Regions from separate parts of the Mus musculus genome. Here region 1 is linked to region 2. The links are chromatin loops, found by intact Hi-C in ENCODE. Cell type or tissue: left cerebral cortex. All regions are shown on one strand. Links, peaks and the distances in the headings refer to the core of each region. The heading gives the core; the rest is flanking DNA. Region 1 overlaps Ppa2 (pyrophosphatase (inorganic) 2). Region 2 overlaps Tet2 (tet methylcytosine dioxygenase 2).

What was found. A loop is a pair of places that touch in the nucleus more often than their neighbours do. Peaks named below come from ENCODE experiments on the same cell type or tissue, not always from the same donor. Only the 100,000 strongest peaks of a DNase experiment are listed, where the experiment ranks them.
Region 1: a loop joins it to region 2, with 2.0 times the contacts of the local background. A loop is called at or near these places in 3 of 42 quality-filtered maps.

What each region holds. Positions count from the first base shown.
Region 1 is chr3:133,317,469-133,325,803 of GRCm38, reverse strand. It overlaps Ppa2 (pyrophosphatase (inorganic) 2), which reads right to left. Exons shown (of 12, transcript NM_146141.2): 2 at 4,804-4,868; 3 at 3,188-3,232. Among named protein-coding and RNA genes, the nearest start is that of Ppa2, 12 kb to the right of the region's middle. In left cerebral cortex, for the core only: a CTCF peak has its summit at 3,077 (motif pointing left); no DNase peak of the experiment used is centred there.
Region 2 is chr3:133,458,739-133,467,015 of GRCm38, reverse strand. Tet2 (tet methylcytosine dioxygenase 2) reads left to right here. Exons shown (of 11, transcript NM_001040400.2): 11 at 1-3,339. The coding sequence ends at 279. Among named protein-coding and RNA genes, the nearest start is that of Tet2, 82 kb to the left of the region's middle. In left cerebral cortex, for the core only: no CTCF peak of the experiment used is centred there; a DNase peak (open chromatin) is centred at 4,583.

The sequences.
Region 1 (8,335 bases), core at 68-8,067, 140 kb after region 2:
GGTAAGTACAATTCCCACAGCTTGCTTCACAAAGAGTAAGTCTTAACATTTAAATGCAGCTTGCAAAAGGGTAAGGATGCTGTGTTTAATGCAACATTGAATCAGTCACGGGAAAGCAACAGTTTAAAGCAGTGTTACCCAGAGCAAGGCCCAGTCCCCTGCCAGTCTGTGACTGTTAACTGAGCATTTAGAAGCATTTGCAGTTAACTGAGAGTAATGTGTATAGCTACTGAATCTAACAACAACAACGAAAAAAATTAGAGCTCTGTAGACATGTCTGTCCATCTACAACACACTCCCATGCCAAAGGGTTGGGGGGCACTGAGAAGGGGGAGCAGAAAGACAGCAAGCAGCAGAGGCCCAGGACGTCTGATGGGAGACTCTGTCACCTAGTAATGTCAGAAGCTAAGGCGTGAAGTCTCATCAACATGACTGCCCAAGCGTGAGGTGAACAAAAGTGAACCAGGGGTAGGGTGGGGTGGGGTGGGAGATGACACAAGGCCTCAACTCTACACAATGACCTCAGGCAACCGAGGAAAGCAGGGATCAGGAGAGGTGGCCCTCCCACAGGGAGGAGCACATTAATTAGTTGTCTAGTGCCAAATGACGGTCAGCCCTGGAACTTGAAAATGTCACATACATACAAGTAACAGCATGTGGACTGAGCAGGTTATAATTACCTATACATACATACATGCATACATACATGTGTGTGTATTGTGTGTGTGTGTGTATATATATATGTATGTATGTACATGCACACAGTATCAGTTATTGAAAGGAGAGGACACACACTTTATGAGAGTGGGAGGGGTATATAGGAGTTTGAGGAGAGGAAAGGGAAGAGAGAAATGTAACTAATCTCAAAAATTAACAAAATATTAGAGCTTGATTGTATGTCTCATCATTCATTCTGATGTGTTTTAAAAAAGTATTCAGCTACAACAAATACACACAAGCCAGCCTAGTCTTTTATCACAGATTAGGAAAGCAAAAATTTAGTAGCTCTCTACCCTGCACACATAAAAATCACTGGGTGAGCTTTAACAAACAAGTAGGCAAAACCAAAACCACATTGCTTAGGGCCTGCTTCCTACCTTTCCAGCTCAACCAGGACAAAGCCAGGAGACTGCTAATTTTTTAAAAGCTCTCTGAGGAATCTTAATATAAGGTCCGAACTGGCTTAAAGCATGGGTTACCCACATTCTGGGACTTCCTTAGAGAAACAGATGCTAGTAATTAAAGAATGCCACTTAGTAGCGCTTTTTTTTTAAATTAAAATTTTCTAGATAAGACAATGGTTTGTAAGGTAAGAGCGTGAGCCCCAGAGGAGATAACTGTAGCTCAGGCTGACAGCTCACACCTACGGCAGCGACCTCATACTCAGCCCTCTGTCCCGCTTCATCCTCTGTGGTCTTCCATGAGGGACCTCGTGCCTGGTTCAATGTGTCTGAGAAGCTCTTAAAGAGAAGAACCTAAGGAGATGGCAGATGTTTGCACAACTCACTCATCCCTGAAAGCCTGGCTGTAAGAGAACAAATGTAGACAGACGAATACAAGGAGGTGACAGAGGGGACCAGGCTGCCTAATGGCTATACAATCTTAGTTGGGTCAAAAGAGCAACAGATTAGGAACAAGTTCAAAATGTGAGCTTGCAAGCCACACTCTTGGTCACCGTTTACACTTGATGGCCGGGGCTCATGCTACCCGCCTCTCTTCTTTCTGGCTGCAGAGCGCTCTCCTGTAACTCATCAAAGCCAGGATCTGTCTTGTTTACTGAAGATTGGCATTCGTCATAAGTCCACAATGTCAGGGGAACCTAACCCCTCCTTTAGTCCTTTTCTTTTTCTTTTTCCCCTGGGGAACAGGTGGCAGATAGCAGAAAGAAATGGAAAAGAAGCACTAATGACACATGACAAAGCAGTCGCTGAACTTCATGTACATGGGGGTAAAAAACAAAAACAAAAACAGAGAGATTTCCCTCCTTTCTTCTCTGATGACCTTTCAGATAAACACCAACCAGTCAGCAACATATAATCTGCGTTACAACAATTACATTTTAATTTGACACTCTGAGCTTGGAATATACTTTTCCCCACTGAAAAGACTATTTCAGACTAACATGCCCCATCTCTTGGAACCTCAAAGCTTCGAGTAGACTGTGTGTCACCTCCCATCTAGAGCATGGTTCTTTCTCACGCTGGAACTGCACTTGCTAAAACACAGACTAACCAGCCCCCATGGAGCAGAGACTCTCATCAGCAGAGACGGAAAAAGGGCCCAGACCCTACACCTTCAACAAGCGCTGCAGGCTTATCAGTGTGGGTGCTTCACAGGTGGTCTGACGACCGCTTTAGGAGAACAGAATATGGTCTGCAGGCAAATGGTGTAGGAATTTGACAACCTCTGTAGGCTGGGGGCAGGAACTTCAGCTGCGGAGGCAAGGAGCCGGAGGAAGGGCAAGGAGGCAAAGGTTAGCAGGGAAACACCCAGAGCACCCAGAGCAAGAGATGGGCAAAGGGCCAATCAAACGTGTTGGTCCTAGGTAGGAACTGAAGGGGCACATGATTAAAAGACACATTTGGAATTAATGTATTTTAGCATGTAACTGCTGTATCTGTTTTTCTACTTCCAAAAGACTGCTGTGCCTTAATTCTAAAAGACACTCTTTCTAGCTCAATGTGAAAGAGAAATAAACCGAGGCAGGAAAGGACAGCTCAGTAGGTGAGAGCCTGCTTATATCTATGTGAGAAAAGGATAAAATAGTGAACCTTATGCTATGAATATTGTAACACTATAAAAAAGGTTAAATGGTGAGACTGTCCCCAGATTCCTTAAAAAGACATGGGGAAGAAACTATCAGACCACACAAACGTCTTGCAGGGGAAAAATTAGGAGCAGCTTAAGAATGCAAACATATCAAGGTCATGAACAGACTGTAGAGAGTGACAGGATGGGCTGGAGGAATGACTCTGTGGTCAAGAGTGCAGGCTGCCCTGCCAGGGGACCCCAAGCTGGCTTCCCATGCCCCAGGCCACCTGGTTTTACCGCCATCTGAGTGGGATCTGGCGCCCTCTTCTGGCCTCCCTGAGTACTGACCTGCATGCATGTGCACATGTACACATAAACAGCAGAGTCACAAAGTGAATTTTTACATGACCCAAGCAATAAAAACCTTAAAATATACCTCATATTCATCATTTCGTGCCTTTTTCCTGGGAATGTCATGTTCCTGTAAGAGCAAAGATGATAATTATGATTGGAACACTTAAAGGAATGTATGACGCACAACATGGGGACAAAAACATGCCCACTGCATATGTGTGTTATACTAGCCACTGTCTAGAAACCAGACTCAACAGAGAACCTACCAGTAACGCCTGGGCAGCTTCTCCCTCAGCACCCCCAGCCTCAAATGAACAGACGGCCAAAGTGTTTGAAAGTCAATGATCGGAAAATCTAAAGCTCTTTCACGTAACTTCCCACGTCTGTCTGGCGCAAGCAAAGGCTCAGCTGAGTGTTTAAGGAGATCCCGGCAGGTTCCAGTGACTGCGTCACAAAAAGTCATTTCATTATTGAAATGAAACTCCTGGGAGCCTGACTAACAAGCTGTGAAAGTGCTTGGCTGTACCTCCCGCCTGTGAATTCTACCAAGGTGTGATTACAGCGCTACCACTAAGTACTTTTAAATTAAGCCGGAGTGCATGGTGGGGCGGGAAGACGGAGTACGCCATTCACAAATGTTCTATGTAAAACTTACACACCAAAGTGACTACTAAGAAAGGACCAAAATAAACAGGAAATGATTATCCCAAGTCATGCTGCCCTGAAACACTATCCTTGTTCTGAAAACTTTACATCCTCAAATACAAGGAGCAAAAATTGTAATCATGACTGGCTCAGAAATAGGGAAGGCTGCTTATATAAACACTGTGTGTGTGGATCTCCTCACCGTTAGAAGGTATTGGCCTTTTGTCTTATGATTTGTCCTTTCCTCAAAGTCCATAGGCAGGATGCACACAGATGTGTGCCTACCTGTGTCCCACACCGACCTCTACCCACATCTGTGACCCAGGGCAAGGGTTGGAACCTTACCAACGAGTAAGTTGGTAACAGCAGCTGCCCTCGGAGCTGCGCTGTCACGTGGCCAGCGCTGGGCACTGGCCTAGCTGTCCCTAAACTTCAGGCCCTCTCAGCTCTCCCTTCAGCAGTGGCTTTGACACGCCCACCTCACCACCATCCTTCCAACTGTCAAGTGACTTTTAAAGAGAGAAAGAAGCTAATGAAGCGCCAGGTCTTTCCAGCCTTATATTTCTGCTTCGGAGTGGTAAGGGGAGGGAACTCCATGGTCAGAAAGGCCGGTTCCAAACTTGGCTCTGACCCTTGTCAGCTGTAGGCTGCTACACAAACCAATGAAATGCCCGCTACCTTATGACCCTTGGACGTTGTGACGGCAACTTACGTGTGTTAAAGAAAATAACACGTTCACATGGTGGCCAGCACACAGAAGTCACCCACAAATGCTAACTATATTGTGGTTCAAAATAAGCAGATTAATCTCCCATATTACTTCAATTCTCACTGCAGTCTAAACTTCATAGTCTGTAAATGCCTCCCTTTCTTCTGGCCTCATACAAATTTTAATTTAGAACAGAGGCTTACTGCCCCATTCTAGCTCCTTGGTTTCTTCCCCTGCCTGCCAACCACATCTTCACTTTAAAGGCATCTTTTGGGCAATAGTGAAGCATTTTGATATATCGTGTACAGGAAGTTCTTCATCCCCCAAACAAGTAAAAACAATACCTCTTTACAGTCCGCCTTCAGAGGAATGTCGTGGAAAGGGGAGATGTAATGACCAGCTACATGCTCTGTAAAGAAAATAGGCACAGAGTTACCGCCGCGCGCGCTGCTCTTTATCGAAAGGAGGTCCTGGGCTGCTTTTTGAACTTGTGTGCTTTTTGCAAAGCTAACTTCACACCTTAAAAGTTTAATTTGGCTTTCGAGACTTGTTGCAGCCTGAGAGAAATATATGCCAACTAACCCAGACTCAGTCACTGAGACCATTTCATTCAATGTTGTGGCTGGCTTCAAGCACCCACTGCACAAAACATCTAAGGTAGACTAATGACTGCTCCAAGGAGAAAAGCTCTGACTTTGAACAGAGACTCATTACTAAGTGAATTAGTCTAAGCTGACACCCATTCTCATGAGAGAGCTAACAGCTAACCAGCGACTTCCACCTACAAGGAAGAAAGGTCCAGGTATAGGCGGGAAGAGGCCCGTAAAAGGCCAAGGTAAATGATTAATAAAATTATTACAAAAGAATTGACTACACAACAGATAAGCAAGGCCTGAATTCAGCTCAATAAAAGCAGGGGTGTATAACTTAACACACCTCTCGCATGCCACCTCACTATAATTGTACGCTCCCTCCCCACCTCACTATAATTGTACGCTCCCTCCCCATCTCACTATAATTGCACTCTCCCTCCCCACCTCACTATAATTGTATGCTCCCTCCCCACCTCACTATAATTGTACGCTCCCTCCCCATCTCACTATAATTGCACTCTCCCTCCCCACCTCACTATAATTGTACGCTCCCTCCCCACCTCACTATAATTGTACGCTCCCTCCCCACCTCACTATAATTGTATGCTCCCTCCCCAGGCCATGAGCACTTAAGTGGATTAAATTCTGAGGGAAAGTGTTCTAGTTGGCTCTTGTGTCTGCCTGCTTTGTTACACTGTATTGGATTCCCTGCACGGAAAAGTGGCTAACACCTCACAGGCATTTAGTAGTTATGAAATAAATGACTCATTACGATTTCGTTTCCCCCTTCCCTACCCTGGCAACAAGGTAACTCCTGTATGACACGTGACAGGCATGGGTAAAGCTGAGTGTAAAAACTAAATCCAAGTTTTTCCTCCCAGCCCTGGCTCCCACAACAAGGACCCCGAGACTAATTATTATTCACAAACGCCTGGGCCCTGGGCTCTGGCTGATTCTCTGACTTGCTCTTAACTTATGATCTCTGTTACTCTAACCTGAGTCCAGCTATGTGGCTGCTTTCTTCTCCTCATCTTCTTACATCTGTCTCCTCAGAGCTCCTGGGACAACTCTCCCCTTGATTCTACCCTGAGGTCAGCGACCCGCTGGTTTACAGCTGTCTCGGGATGAATCTCCCCTGCCTCTATTTCCCCAGAATTCCCTCTATCCCTGATGCATGTCCTACCTCCTACTTCCACCTCAGCTCATTGGCCACAAGCTTTTTTACTGACAGGCGATGATGCTTACAAGAAGAGATCCTCTCTACAGCTGAGGAAGAGCACACGGGAATGAGAATACTCAAATGTTTGGCTTTTTATTATTTTTATGATACTGGGTGTCTTTTACATGTGTGTACAACATGAATGTCTGCTGCCTGCAGAACTCAGAAGAGGGCATCGAATTCCCCAAACTGGAGTTATAAGTTATTGTGAAGTAAACTTGGGTCCCCTGAAAGAGCAACAAGTGCTTCTAACCAATGAACTATTTCTCTGCTCCCATTAATATTTAAATATTCAAATTCTCACGTTTCTGATTTATTTTTTTCTCCTATATCCTAGGCTCCCTTACAGTAATTCATTTGCTCATTATTCAGAGAACACATAGAGAACACAGAGAACGCTTTTCCAGATACCATTCTAGGTGCTAGGAATACAGATTCTAACTTCCTGTTCGTATGCACGTTATATTCTAGTGGGAGACAGGTGATGGATTTGTATAAACTACAGCATGAAGGGCAAGCACTGCAAGATAAAAAACGTAAACAGACCGAGGCACAAAAAGAGAATAACGGTGAGTCTGGACGGCCAGGAGGTGTGGCCCACACGAGCAGCGTCTAACAGCAGCCTGGAGGAAGCAATATGGAGAGAATGCAACACAGACACTGAGAAACACCAGCGAGGACAGCCAGGCAGGAACAGCAATCAAAGGCCGAAAACTGGTAGATGTTGAAATCGGTGCAGTGTCTAGCATCGGACTGTAAGGAACCTCGGCTCCTGACATAGTCCTTGGCATTTTTTTTTGGAGTAAAATAGAAGGAACCCTGGGTTTCCACGGAGCTTGTGCGTTTTAAAAGGGATGGTGCGTCCTCGGTACAGCAAAGGGAGAGAATCTGGAGGCTATTGCAATTGATCAGCTGAAGATGATGGTGACGCAAAGGAGGAGACAAGGATGGCAGCACTGAGAGAAAAATGTCATCTGGCTACGTTTCAAAAGTTGAGCTGGGGATGGAAGATGGCTCAGCAGTTAGAAGTGCTGGGTTGCTCTTCCAGAGGTCCTGAGTTCAATTCCCAGCAACCATATGATGGCTCACAACCATCTGCCATGGGACCTGTCACCCTCTTCTGTCATGCAGGCATACATGCAAATAAAGCACTCATATACAAATCAATCAATCAATCTTTAAAAAAAAAAAAACTATAAAGTTGAGCTGGCTATGTCCCAAAAGGATATGATGCCAATGACCCAGATGTGGGAGAAAGGTAAGAGAAGGGGCAAGTAGGCTATAGGGGAAGGAGAGTAGAAGTTAGTTGAAGACACATCACTGAAGTTACACCAGGCTCCACAGAACACTAGTGAGCACAGCTAGTAAAATGGATTCCATGACCACCAAATGGATGACCCCACAACACTAAGGCACGTAGTGGGACCTCCAACACTAAGGCACGTAGTGGGACCTCCAACACTAAGGCACATAGTGGGACCTCCAACACTAAGGCACGTAGTGGGACCTCCAACATTCATTAGACTCTGGTTGCTGATGGCTGTGTACCAGAACACATCAAATGAGCAGTTGTGACAGAGATGCACAGTTCACAGGACCTAAAATATTTCCCTTACAGAAAGCTTGGCCAACTCCAGAGCAGAGAGACACTGCAGAGACATGCACTACGAACTGAATCCTGAGGCATTTCAAAGGTTAGAGCTCAGAAATGAGAGAACACTCACACAAAGGCCAGGATGAAGGGAGAGTCAGCAGAAAACTGAGACAACTGTTGAGTGCTGCATCTTACCGACAGTATGAATCACAAGATTTCCATTTCACGTTTGGATTCTATAGGATTCTAACATCAAATGAACATATCTTTAAATGCTTACATAGTAGCTATTATGTTCCAATGTATCGATTCAAGTCCCATGATAGGGGCCAATTTACAGGAACTTATTCACCCGGAGTTTTACTAAGTTCAAACAATGTAACCACCCACTACTCAAGAAATGTAATAAAGAAAACATGCTGTACTTTCAGCTTCTATTTACAAAAAAAATTGTTATTGTATGATTCAGT
Region 2 (8,277 bases), core at 1-8,000:
TTGTTTCTACCAAAACATTGTTTGGCTCTCTGGGAAGCCAAAATGGCTGAAAAGGCCCGGAAAGAGGAAGAGTGCGGAAAGAATGGATCAGACCACGTGTCTCAGAAAAATCATGGCAAACAGGAAAAGCGTGAGCCCACAGGGCCACAGGAACCCAGTTACCTGCGTTTCATCCAGTCTCTTGCTGAGAACACAGGGTCTGTGACTACGGATTCTACCGTGACTACATCACCATATGCTTTCACTCAGGTCACAGGGCCTTACAACACATTTGTATGACGCTGGCCATTAGGCCAGACCACCAAGGACGACCTGTGAGCAGTATGTCTTTCATGGCATGGGCCGTAGGGACAGGTCACAGCATCTGTGACAAATGCAGTGTGTGTTTGTGTGTATGTTTATTGGGGGGGGGCTGTCAGCTCACCAGCAAAATAGTTTATTTTATCATTATATTTAATCTCTCCCGTGGTCCATGGTGGCATTCAGGAAGAGCATCCTATGCAAGGGCACAGTGGGAAGGAAGCGCTGGACATTTGTCTTGAAAACCACTGGTTCTCTTATTGGCTGAGGTCATGCGTGTGCCATGCCCCTCAGCACTCTACACGTAACTGCTTCTAGTACTCAGCGTGTGTAACCGTGGGACACAGCGCTGTAGTAGAGCAGTTGCAGGATCATCTGGTGCTGACGTATGATGTACTGAAGAAATACTGGAACTAAGACTTTTTAACATGCAGGTTTTTTACTGTAATCTTAATAACTTATTTATCAAAGTAGCTACAGAAAGCTTAAGTGAATAATGGCAAAACACTGAATCTGTTTGGGTGTTAACATTAAATGGTGCTACAAATGGTGTTTTTAATAGCTGAAAAATCAATGCCTTCTATCATCTAGCCAGTGTGGTCGAGGGCCCTGGAGGCACTGGGGTACCTCTGATTTTACATTTCTATCTTAATTATTCAGCTTAGTTTTTAAAATGTGGACATTTCAAAGGCCTCTGGATTGTAGTTATCCACCGATGTCCTTGTAGGACTATAATGTATAGATATGCACACTTACACATGTGTACTGAAATATTTTAAGTTGTGTCTTAGAAAAGCACTTTGCCTACCTAAGCTTTGGCAACTTGGGCAATGCTAAGGTACTAAAACATAAAAACAAAACAAAAAAAAGTTTACTTTCATTTAGGATTAAAAGTGGTTTTGTTTTGTTTCCTTTTAAGGAAACATTTGCTTTGCTCTTAGCCACTATCGGCTGATGAGCAGTATCAGGCCTGTTACAATCCAAACCGAAGCTGAATGGATATGCTAGTCCACAGAAAACAAATAACAGTTTTTGGTGCTCACCTTACTTGCTATCCTGTAAAACGGTGGTAGGGCAAGCTCATCCCTCCTGCGTATACAGCTTAAGAACGTCTGTTAATTGCAGGTGATAATTAGCCTTGGTGCTGCAGACAGAGCAAAGCTTGCCCACTTAAGTCCATGTTGTCCCACACACAGACCTGTATGTTCTTCAGAACAGCAGGCTGCCTTTGTGTTCATTACATGCTTTGTGGTGTCTTTTCTTAGCTAAGTGTTATATATACCAGGAAGGTTGAGTGGACTGAAACCCGCAGAAGTTGAGAAGACATGGTTAAGTCCATAGGACTCTACTGGTTACAGAGCAACCAACAAAAACCGAAAGAGAATAGGCAGCTGGTTTATGGTGATTTTAAACATTAATTTGTATTAAAAGGTAAAAAAGAGTTGTATAGTAAATTAAATTGTAAAACAACCTTTTTTAATGCAATGCTTTAGTATTTTAGTACTGTAAAAAATTAAATATATACATATGTGTATATATATATTATATATATATATATAATATATGAGATTGAAGAAAAATTCACATCACGATGGTGCTACCCAGATTGCTCCACATAGATCTTAATGTGAGCTAAGAATCCATTCAAAGTTGGAGTGGTGTTCCTACTTGTCGTCATACCTCAACACTAGCTAGGCAATGGGATACTGAGCTAACAGTGGAGGCTTAGAGCATTGTAGACCACCATTTTTCTTTTTTTTTTTTTTTTTAAATCTTTGTATTAAGACATACCATTTTTAAATACTTGATTTCTTAGCAAGTATAACTTGAATCTCAAACTTTTTGTTCTAAAAATTCAGGGATATTTCAGCTCATTCTCCTTATGCTAACATGTCATCTGTTTATGCAAAGTTGTCGGTTAATATATTCGCTTTCAGAGGATTGCAATCCCTCGTAGTTTGCTTGTATATGTACTGATAACTGAAAACTAATTTTATAAATTTTGTCACCTTTCAATTGTAAATTTTGGAGAGTTGGCATTCAGCAGAGTAAAAAGTGTAAAATAGGAAGCCCTGAGCTGGCAGAGGGAGATGGGGGGTACAAGACATCGCCGGTAATGGCTTCTGATCTAGTGACGAGGACAGCTTTGGACTGCAGCTGGACAGTCCTAGAAGCTGGTGGTGTGCTGTGCAATAGGACTGTTGTTACATTGTGGCCTAAATACAGTGTTGCTTACTAGCTTTGCAAATAGCTTTGCGTCAGTGGAGACCTTTGTAATTTACCATCAGTCACATTTGTCACTAAAAACTTTCAGAATGTCTGCCTTGCACACACACACACACACACACACACACACAAAAACAAAAACCACAAGGTTTCCAAACCATGATGTTGAGTCCACATCAGGTTCCTGCAAGGTGTGCTTGGCAATTTTTTTTTTTTTTTTTTGAGCCAGCCATCCCTAAGGAATATTTGCTTTACATGTCACCCACTGTCATTTGTCAAACTGCTGGCCAACAGGAGTAGTAAGTGTGGTTTGAGAGGATGGGTGGTGTAGGGAGGAAGGCAGTGACATCCCACCTCTGTCCATTAGATCAAGTGGGAGGCAGATCTGTGATTTGCTTCTATAGGAACAGCTTGACTACATAGCCATACTCGATACAAGTGCTTCTGCTTGGTGTCAACATTACTTGAATGAATTTTTCATCTTGATTGACGCACAGTGATGTATAGTTCACTTTACAAGGTAGTTTGGTTAACTTGTTAGGGTTTTTTTTTTTTTTTTGGTTTTGTTTTTTGTTTTTTTGCAGTTTGACACTAAGATAATGAACTTCTGTGTGCATTTTTCTATGCTTTATTTTTTAATGTAGCTTACTTCCTGAGATTTTGGCTTTGTTTATACAATCTGAGGGTGGTTATAAATACTGTAAGTATTGTAATGTTATGAATGCAGTTTATTTTAAAGCTGTTTATTATATCATTCCTGATAACGCCATGTGAGTGTTTTTAATAAAATTTATATTTATTTAATGCACTCAAGTATTCTGTTGCAGAGGTTTTTGTTCCATAATTGAGGTAAAATGGAATGGAGCGATTTTGTTGTTGTTTTACAAGATACTTTTTGCATAGTTCTTAAACATGGTAACCTAAATCTAAAGTTCTCAGTCAGATCTACTCACCATGCCATCTCCTCACTTTCAGCCTACTTCTTTTGTACATAACCATGAAAGGCCATCTGACCCTGTTTTGTAATCTTAGCCTGTTCATGTTCCTCTTTCTGCCTATCAGAGGTTTCCATAAGTGTTTGTGGGAAAGATTGCCCTAGCAGTACCAGACATACTTGTCCCATGTAATTTTGGGGAGCTTGAAACAGAACTGCCCCAACTCCATACAAGTTCTCTGCATTCACGCCATGCCAGTCTGCAACCTCGCTGCACTCTGCTGAAACTATATCCATAGGGCATAGTTAAACAACCTAACATTACCCAAAATGGAGGGCATTTGGTTGGTTTGTTTTGTTTGAGACAGGCTATCATTGTGTAGCCTTGGCTGTCGTGCCACTCCAGACCTGGCAGTCCTCATCTCTGACTCCCAAGTGCATCGCGCGGATAATAAAGGAGTTTGCTCTTCCATATTTTTCTATTGGTCTAGGGCCAAATTTGATTCTAGTGGCAGAAGCATGGGCCAGGCACCTAGTAACTTTGAACTCAAGTGACAGATGTGTCTAGAACTGTCCCAGGCCAGCCTTGCCATGAACGGCGGCAGCCTGTCACTGTTTTAGAAGCTGTGGCTTGATAACTTTTTAAACTTGAGTCCTCAGGACACATAATTTTCATGACCCATCATCTGCCTGAATGTCTACAAATCCACTGCCCACTCTCTCGAGATCATCGAGCAGTCAAAGATGAGGACCCTCCAAAGCTTCTCCTGCTAGCTCCCTCTCCACCATCATCCCACCAAACTTCAGAGGCAGGGTGTGTTGGCACACTACAAAAGGAGCTAGTGGCACCTGCTGTTGAGCCTTGATTGAATAGACAGCTGGAAATGACAGAGACCAGCACTCACCGAGTTTTATTGGTCCCTTACCGTTTCCTTAGAACTGCCAAGAGCAAACCTGCACACAGCTGCCCTTCTACTCTAGAACTTACTGCTTCCCTGGGCCATGAGTGGCTTTAAAATCCAACAGTGCTCACATGGGATAATTCTACGTTAGCTTTAACTCCTGCCTACGAACCACAATGCACGAGGAATGACTTGATTGAATAAGCTGCCTACCCCTCACGTCCCCAGAACTTAAGTTGGTGTTGGTGGTGGTTTAAAAGCCATCTGTTGGTGAGTATTCTATCCAAGACAGCTCTGGGAGCACCTCTTTCTCCCCAGAATTAAGATGAGGACAAAGCCTGTTCCTGAAACATTTGCTTCCTGACTTCTATCGCACATCTGGAGGTGGGGGGAAGGGGCGGGTTCATGTGCTCCCTGCTTACACCCCTCCCTTCCTCCTGGAGAAAAGGAACACAAAGGATACTTAGAAAGGAATTAACTGCAACTTATATTACTCCAGTTTTAGCAGTGTGCTTCAGAACCAAGGTTCTTTGTGAATACACTTTAGGCCACCTGTCTAAATACTGCTCTCAGCAGGTAATTTCTCACAGGTTTCTCTGGTTGTCTGCACCAGGCTTTTCATCCAAAGGAGCTGCTCTTCCTAACATATTCACGCCATGACTGCTCTCTACAGTTTCTCTTTCTGCTACTTCAATGATGCTTAGTCTACTCAACCTGACATTTTACTCTCTAATTAGTTCTTAATTGGAGCTGAAGTGAGAATTCTGTTTAGGTATTGGGGAAAATAATGGTGACAGAAAAGTACCTTGCTTTCCCCCTCTGGATGAAGGTAAAAAAAAAAAAAAATCACAGGATTGAGGATTCATAGGCAAGGTGACAGATCCCTTGCTTGGATCTTTTGCATGGGAGAAATTTGAGCTAACGTGCCGCTCTCACCCTTCTCATGGTAGCCATTTGTTTGAGACCGGATTTTTTTTCTATGTAATCCTGGCTGTCTTGAAGCTCAATATGTTGGCTAGATGAGCCTCAAACTTGGAGGTCTTCCTGCCTCTTCTTCCCGAGTGTTGGGATTAAAGGCATGTGCCACCATCCCCAGCCACAGTGGCTTTAAACCTTTTATATGTGTATAGACATTTTGCCTGAGTGTGTATGTGTGATGGGGGTGGAGGTGGGGGGTGGTGTGGGGGGGATGCATGCACCAGGGTTGTGTCTGGTGCCTACAGAGGACATCATGCCCTGGTCCTGAAGATTATAGATGTCTGTGAGCCGTCATGTGATATTGAGAACAGAATCACACTCTGCAAGAACAGTAAATGCCTTAGACCACTGAGACAGATTTCCAGTCCCACAGAGGTCTCATGATTGGAGCTTTATGAAGTCTAATGCTAATGACAACACCCGGCTTTGGACTTAGCCTGACAGTATCTGAACGTTGGAAGATCAACACACTGCGTGCTGCCCATCATAGCTATGGTGAGACTCAGGTAGGAATTGTGAACATTTAAGTAAAACATTTGTAAGCCTTGTGAAGACATTGAATCTGTTGCTCTGTCCTTTGCCTCATGCTAGAAGATTCCTCTAGTGACTGGCTTCAGAGCTCAGCTCAGTGGACGGGACCCTAACTCCCTGCTTAGGCATTATCCTTGGAGTGACAGGTGGCCTCCATGGGTTCTTGTGTTTGACCGATTGCTTTCCAATGAATGAAACGATTTCAGAAGCACATGAATCTTCCATGTCCAAAGAAGGTCAAGAGGACATCTTTGTATGGTTCTGACTGTGGTCCCACTTCTAGGAGGCCATTGTCAATAAAGTACAGAAAGAAATATTATGGTTCCAGTTACCACCTGTCTGTGTAGTTTCTGCTACCACCACCACCACCACCACCACCACCACCACCACCACCTCCACCACCACCACCACCCCGCCCCCAGTCCTGTTTTAAATACACTTGTTGCAGATCTAGGAATGAGTGCCACAGAGGGGTGCAGACTCCTGCTATCGGAACACAAGTGACTGGCAGAACAAGCACTTCAGGCTGGCCATGCTGTGCTACACACATTGTTGTCCATAACATGCCTGCTGCACTACAAGTGTTCCCAGAGGCAGTGGTCCTCTTCTGTGCTCCCGCAGAGCTAGTAACACTGTGAAACCACCATCCATACACAGCCAAAGAGCATACAATGTCTACTGAGAGTGAAAGCCAATGTTGCCCAAGAAGGTGACGTGCTATGGTGCATCTTCAGTGGAAAGTCCTAAAACTAAGAAGGCTTCTAATATGCCAGCAGTGGTGGCGCACGCCTTTAATCCCAGCACTTGGGAGGCAAGGGCAGGCAGATTTCTGAGTTCGAGGCCAGGCTGGTCTACAGAGTGAGTTCCAGGACAGCCAGGGCTACAAAGAGAAACCTGTCTCGAAAAAAAAAAAAAAAAAAAAAAAAGAAAGAAAGAAAGGGGGGAGGGGCAACCAATAGAATCTGGTCTCCCAAATATAAAAGTTTACATATAGGCAAAAATAAGTATGTAAAATAACCTAACATGAAGTCTTCAGGATATAACTGTCAGCCTGGCAAGTAGTGGTACCTGCCTTTAATCCCAATACTTGGGAGGCAGAGACCAGAAAACAAGTCTTAAATTCAAGTAGAGGTGAAACTGGGGCCAGGCTATGTGGTCCAAGTGATTGTGGAAAGGACAATAGGAAAAGGAGAAATTAAAAGGCAAAGAAGAGCTTCCCACGTTCATAAAGATTCAGAGCAGTAAAGATCAGGCAGCTAAAAAGTACTGAGTTAAGAAAATAGAAAAGGGGGGGCTGGAGAGATGGCTCAGTGGTTAAGAGCACTGACTGCTCTTCTGAAGGTCCTGAGTTCAAATCCCAGCAACCACATGGTGGCTCACAACCACCTGTAATGAGATCTGACTCCCTCTTCTGGTGCATCTGAAGACAGCTACTGTGTACTAACATATAATAATAAATAAATCTTTTAAGAAAAAAAAAAAAAAAAAAAAAAAGAAAATAGAAAAGGGTGACATGCTAAAATGAAGCAACCTTAACACAGCTTCCAACACGTGGCTTTCCATTGGGGACAGGAAAGAGAAGTCCCCTAGGGAAAAGAAATGGTCACTCTGCTCTCAGAACAAACCCTCAGCCCACACTATACTCACATCTGATTATAAGATTTCATGAGACAAGGACTCCTTGAGTGATAGACTCATTCTATGGGACTCGAGACAGGGGTCTTGCTGAGAGAGCATCTACTGTATAAAACTGAGCTATGAGAACAGGGGTCATCCACTGGGGAGCCAACTTACTGTAGCCTGAGGGTGTGACACAGCCAGAGAGGCTACTATGGAGATGTAGAGGGTGGGGGCAGGTGGGGAAGGGGCTGGCTGGTCTCAGACAAGCTGGGCAATGCAGGGGATAGGAGACTCCCCTCAGACAGTGAAGTGCACAGAGAGATGCAGTCTGGCAATATTATCAACTGAGAATAACTAGGGTCTGATGGCCTGGGGTCAGCAGGTGGGTCGGTTTCTGCAGCCATGTAACGGCCATCTATCTGCACAGAATTCCTGTTTCTGCAGGATTTGAAGCGATGGAAGCAGACCTTCCACATGTGCAGGTCTTCCTGCTGTCCCTTCCCTGACTTCCAGCACACCCAGGAGACGCCCCCTCTCAGAAGTCCTTAGATTGCCCAATGAAATACTTAAGGCCAGAAAACAACTCTAATAAATACAAACAGTTGAGATAACATCTCACATCTTATTGGATCACCATCGACTCAAGCATCAATAGCAAGAGAACCTACAGAAACGACACAAACACTTGGAAACTGAACAATAACTCTTGGACGAGAACAAGTACCTCACTGAATGAGTCAGGGAGGAAAAACTGTAAACTTCCAGGACTAGATTAAATGGAATGAA